2 separate regions of the Homo sapiens genome follow, and region 2 is linked to region 1. A link is a loop called in an ENCODE intact Hi-C map of the cell type or tissue named here. Cell type or tissue: CD4-positive, alpha-beta T cell. All regions are shown on one strand. Each heading gives the region's core, and the rest is flanking DNA. Links, peaks and the distances in the headings are about the cores only. Region 1 has its middle 190 kb from the start of MYOF. Region 2 overlaps EXOC6 (exocyst complex component 6).

Region 1 (2,920 bases), core at 303-2,802:
CAATACAAAGGGAAATTGACTAAAAACCTTTAGGTTTTGCCTGGAGGTTTAAAGCTTTCTGAAAGCCTTGCTTTAATTTATACATTTATTCTAATTCTTGCATTCCATTTCACAATCTTTTTACTTTAATCAGCTTTGATTCTGTCTAGTACTGCCTCAAATGAAAACTGCCTGTGTTTTCTTCATCCAACACAGAGGATACGTTGGGGGCAGTCCAACTTAAAATAGAGGCTATATGGCATATGTGATATTCACTTTGTGTTCCCTTCCATTCCAGAGAGTCTCAAAGAGAGAGGCTATTTCTCCTCCACCCTTTACATCCCCAGCTGCAAATAAATTGCTTCACATTCAAGCAACTCTGTGTCAAGTGCTCCAGGGTAAGTAGCAAAGAAATGTCTGTACATATAAATTCAATAATGGTTGGCTGGGCGCGGTGGCTCACGCCTATAATCCCAGCACTTTGGGAGGCCGAGGCGAGCAGATCATCTGAGGTCAGGAGTTCCAGACCAGCCTGGTTAACATGGTGAAACCCCATTCCCACTAAAAAATACAAAACTTAGCGAGGCATGGTGGTGCACGCCTGTGATCTCAGGAGGCTGAGGCAGGAGAATCGCTTGAACCCGGGATGTGGAGATTGTAGTGAGCTGAGATTGCGCCATTGCAGTCCAGCTTGGGTAACAAGAGCGAAACTCTGTCTCAAAAAAATAATAATAATGGTTAAGGTTCACCTGAGCAGTGCTGGGGAGGCCGGTTTATATAAAAACGAGGTTGTAAATAACTAATTAAATTACCAATCTCTCCACCACTGCCTTTGTCCATCTTCAATTATAATATATTCCAGAAACACACTCCACGTCTCTCCCATGGCTTTATACACACCCTGCACACGTACACTGGGAAGGCCTACAGTCCAGTTTGACGTGTGTTCACACACTCCTAATCTAGCACAGGGCCTGGTGCATAGTTGGTGCACAGAGGTCAATGAAATCCCTGTACTCAACAGCTCTGACCAGTCATCAAGGTGGTCACTGTCTTGTTGGAAAGGCAAACACATAAGCAAATCATTGAGACAAGATGTGACTACAGGGACTGATACATAATCACAGTAGAGAGTTGGAAGGGAAAGAAGAGAAAGAACTCAAAAAACGAAAGAGTGTGGGGAAATGGCCAAAAGTTGGGTCCAGAGTGGATGGGATGAGGTCAAATCCTGGTTCTCTTACTAGCACAGTGCCTAAAACTCAGCAAATGGGAGTTATTGTTGTTGTTGTTATTATATTATTATTATTTCAACAGAGGAATACAAATAGGTTAAGGATGGGTCTGGTAACATGGCCTAATGCACTGCTAAGGAGAATATTTCATCATGTAATAGAATCAGCCAAGGTTTCTTTGGGAGAAACGGCCATCACGTCTCCTGTGTTTCAAATACTGTCCACAAGATGGCAGCAGTGGCCTCAGGTTCTCACCGGGCCTAAAAGGCATTCCATTCAGTCTGCATTCCATGGAACCCCACCCCAGACAGGCATCTCTGGGACATATTTTAAGTGGAAGGCGACCAGCACCGCATCTAAACGATGCCCTTCCTTCTGGAATGCTATGGAAATCTATGACTAGACAGACAAAAACGCTCTGGCCTTGGGAAACGCTGGAACTCACGCATTCATTCGCCCCTTCATTCCTTCAACAATTATGTACTAAAAGCCTACCGCATCCCAGTTATCCTGCAAAGGAATAAAACAGAAGGGCCTGCTCTCATGACCCATAGCGAGTCGCAAATCAAACAGTGGTAGATCACAGGAAGGAGTCTCTCATGCAACGAAAAATTACAAGCCTGCAGACTGTCATAATACAGGATTGAAGGTTAAGCAAAGGAAAACAGACCTTGTGACGGGATGTCCATATTGGCTCTGCTGTACATACGGACAGGAGTGGCAGGGAACTTGAAGGAATAGAAATTGGTAGAATTGGCCAGGCGCGGTGTCTCACGCCTGTAATCCCAACACTTTGGGAGGCCGAGGCAGGCAGATCACGAGGTCAGGAGTTCAAGACCAGCCTGACCAACCTGGTGAAACCACGTATCTACTAAAAATACAAAAATTAGCCAGGCATGGTGGTGCACGCCTGTAATCCCAGCACTTTGGGAGGCCAAGGCAGGCAGATCACGAGGTCAGGAGTTCGAGACCAGCCTGACCAACATGGTGAAACCCCGTCTCTACTAAAAATACAAAAATTAGCTGGGCGTGGTGGCGCACACCTGTAATCCCAGCTACTCAGGAGGCTGAGGCAGGAGAATCGCTTGAACCCGGGAGGCAGAGTTTGCAGTGAGCTGAGATCGCACCACTGCACTCCAGTCTGGGCAACAGATCAAGATTGCCTCAAAAAAAAAAAAAAAAAAAAGGAAGAAGAAAGAAAGAGAGAGAGAAAAAAAAAGAAAGAGAGAGAGAAAGAAAGAAAGAGAAAGAAAGAAAGGAAAGAAAGGAAGAAGGAAAGAAGGAAAGAAAGAAAAAGAAAGGAAAAGAAAAGAAAGAAGGAAAGAAATTGGCAGAATTAAATAATGATTGAGGGGTTTGCCCTTGCAAAATTACTGAAGTTCTTTTTCTCCCCCTCCTTTAAGCTAGAAATCTGGGCTGGCTAATGGAAGCTGCCACCTGGAATGTCTGGGGCAGCCATGCAAGGTTACATTCCAGGCTCCAAGCAAAAAATGCCAGCAATTTACCTTTTTGTCAACTGCAAATTAAAGTAATTTCCAGGCAGAGGATTTCTCCTGCTTGTGATGAGCACCCCAAAACACCAGGGCTGTTTGCAGTTACCTGGCTGCTCTGCGGGGGAAACAAACCTGAGGCTGAAGGCACCTCAGGGTTGGAATCAAGGAAAGGTTTGCTTGGCTTTTCTTTCACTGAAGCACCAAATCAAGTGGATA
Region 2 (2,920 bases), core at 333-2,832, 320 kb after region 1:
CACTTTTACACTGTTGGTGGGACTGTAAACTAGTTCAACCATTGTGGAAGTCAGTGTGGCGATTCCGCAGGGATCTAGAACTAGAAATACCATTTGACCCAGCCATCCCATTACTGGGTATATACCCAAAGGACTATAAATCATGCTGCTATAAAGACACATGCACACGTATGTTTACTGCGGCACTATTCACAATAGCAAAGACTTGGAACCAACCCAAATGTCCAACAATGATAGACTGGATTAAGAAAATGTGGCACATATACATCATGGAATACTATGCAGCCATAAAAAATGATGAGTTCATGTCCTTTGTAGGGACATGGATGAAAGTGGAAATCATCATTCTCAGTAAACTATCGCAAGGACCAAAAAACCAAACACTGCATATTCTCACTCATAGATGGGAATTGAACAATGAGAACACATGGACACAGGAAGGGGAACATCACACTCTGGGGACTGATGTGGGGTGGGGGGAGGGGGGAGGGATAGCATTAGGAGATATACCTAATGCTAAATGACGAGTTAATGGGTGCAGCACACCAGCATGGCACATGTATACATATGTAACTAACCTGCACATTGTGCACATGTACCCTAAAAGTATAATAATAATAATAATAATAATAATAATTATAATTACATGCTTTCTAGACCACGTTTAGGGAAAAAGTGGTTCAGAAAACACCACTTTCTAAAAGGAACTAAGCAAAAATAAAAGGGAAAACATAAAAATTTATTTATTGCTTTTTGTTATTGTCACTAGAACTTTGTTGATAAGTCTGTTTTTCTGAGGTGACACCACAAGCAGGTTCCACTTTTCCCATAAAATATCTAAGTTAAAATAACCTTTTCTCAAGATGTTAAAAAACTTTCGGGGAAGGGTACCTAATATTTTTTAAGGTTTATTAATGCTTTCCACGGGCTATAATAGGAAGCAAATAAATCTATGTCAGGGAATCACGGGCTGTACTGTGTCAAAGAAAAATTTCAGACAGCACTCCCGAGCAGGAATATGATTAAAGTCAACAGTTGAAAGGACTTTTCTAAGGACTAAGAATTCTGCTTATTTTATAATCCAGACAAATATAATCATTAGAAAACATATGTGTCTGATCTTTATAGCTGCATGAACTGGCTCACTATATTTTCTTTTTAAAGAAATGGGAGCAAGGATAGAAAGAAAAGATAGAAAAGGCTTTCAATGTAACTTTTCCTGTAGTTATACATAGGAATACACTAAATTATTTGGTAAGACATTCCTAAGAGATGATTACTAATGATTACTAACGATTTAGTAATTGCTAAGGAAATTAGTTAGAACTTCTTCGGGAGTTCTACAGTTGAACCCAGAATATTCTCAATCTTATGACCTTACCAGGAGGTCAAGAGCATTATCAACTCTTGACATTCTAGTCAGCATATCAGCTAACTCTTAAATAAAATGTAAGGATTCAGTTTATAAACAAAGTAATTCTTCCTTTGTTTGTTAAGGAAATAGTGCCCTCTGGAGGCAGAAATGTATCTAGCATAATTTGAGAACTTTTAAAAAAAATTTCAATGTGTAAGAATTAAATATACTATCTGTGGTTCCCAACCATAGGTGTGCAACAGAACCCACCTGAGGAACTTTTTAAAACATATACATGCACAAATTCCACCTAGACCTCCTGGAGCATAAACATGTGTGTTTTGAATAAAAGCTAAGTAGTAATAGCTAAAGATTTTAGTAAACATATACGATTTACTGTCTATTGTCCATTCCCCCTCTTGGAATAATTCCTAAATACATTTTGGAAAATCACCCTGCCCCCATTCACAGCTATCTCATTTGGGTAAGACTGAACTGATACCTAGCTCCAAGGTTGGGTCTTGCTAAGTTTAAGTCAATTACCAGTCCCATCCTCTTACAAAAAAATTATACAGCAGCTGGTGGAGGGAGACAGTTTCTCTTCCTTTAGATGACAGGACATGACGATGTGAGGTTTGGGACTGTGAGCAGGCAGTCATTTTGCTACCAGACTGAGACAGCCTAGAGCTGCTGGGAACTGCTGGGCCACTATAAGTAGTCTGACGATGAGGCCAAAATTGCATAAAGCAGAGTTAAAAGATGGAGAGACTCTGGATCCATGGTGACATCTACTGAGCAGCAGTGCCCTATCTTTGGACATCTCAGTGTCACTGGCCAATAATTTTTCCTTTATTGTTTAAGAAAGTTTGAGTTGCTTTTTCTATCAGTTCCTGTCAATTTTCTGTTAATAACCCTGATTAATACAACTATCTTATAATAGAAACATTTATTCAATATTTAAGAAAAAAGTTACATTTAATTTTGCTCATTTAAAGCAAGGGAAATACATGTATATTTTTATGGGCTTCAAATATGTAGGCAATAGATAAAGTTAGAGCTATCACCATAAAGGTGTCCTCCCTAGTTAACTTCTTCCTGCTCTAATAAACAAAATTCCAATAATCCATTATCTTGACCTAAACATTTCTAATGTTAGTTACACTGCATATAGCATCCAACTCATTATCCAATGTCACTACTAATGCAGAAGGGAAAAAGCAAATAAGACTAACCAATATAATTTATTAATAGTATTTAGTTATAATGAAGGAAAAGGTATAATAAAATGGCCAGAGAAGCCAATAAATTATAATTTTTTAAAAATATATATATAATTTCCATTATTTATTTTAGATGTTAATGTGGCAATCAAAAGAAGTTGTTTTATTCTTTATATTCTTGTTTTATTATTTTCTTTACATTTAGTACTTAAAAATCAACCAAAAAATAAAAGAGGGATTTGTGTGCTAAGCATCTCATTAAATTAGCAAAAAGCACTAATTCACCTGGTTACTTTTCATCAGGTTTTTTCATTATATATTACTGTGATTTTTTTTTTTTTAAAAA

What was found. Hi-C counts contacts between places; a loop is a spot of excess contacts. Peaks named below come from ENCODE experiments on the same cell type or tissue, not always from the same donor. Only the 100,000 strongest peaks of a DNase experiment are listed, where the experiment ranks them.
Region 2: it touches region 1 in a loop (4-fold over the local background); 6 of 110 quality-filtered maps call a loop at or near these places.

The regions. Positions count from the first base shown.
Region 1 is chr10:93,287,751-93,290,670 of GRCh38, reverse strand. No RefSeq gene overlaps it. Among named protein-coding and RNA genes, the nearest start is that of MYOF, 190 kb to the left of the region's middle. RefSeq lists enhancers at 97-597, 598-1,098, 653-1,852, 1,408-2,181. In CD4-positive, alpha-beta T cell, for the core only: CTCF peaks have their summits at 1,255 and 1,454 (motif pointing right); a DNase peak (open chromatin) is centred at 1,440.
Region 2 is chr10:92,963,999-92,966,918 of GRCh38, reverse strand. The region is part of intron 17 of EXOC6 (exocyst complex component 6); the gene reads right to left. Among named protein-coding and RNA genes, the nearest start is that of CYP26C1, 95 kb to the left of the region's middle. In CD4-positive, alpha-beta T cell, for the core only: CTCF peaks have their summits at 1,305 and 1,516 (motif pointing left); a DNase peak (open chromatin) is centred at 1,508.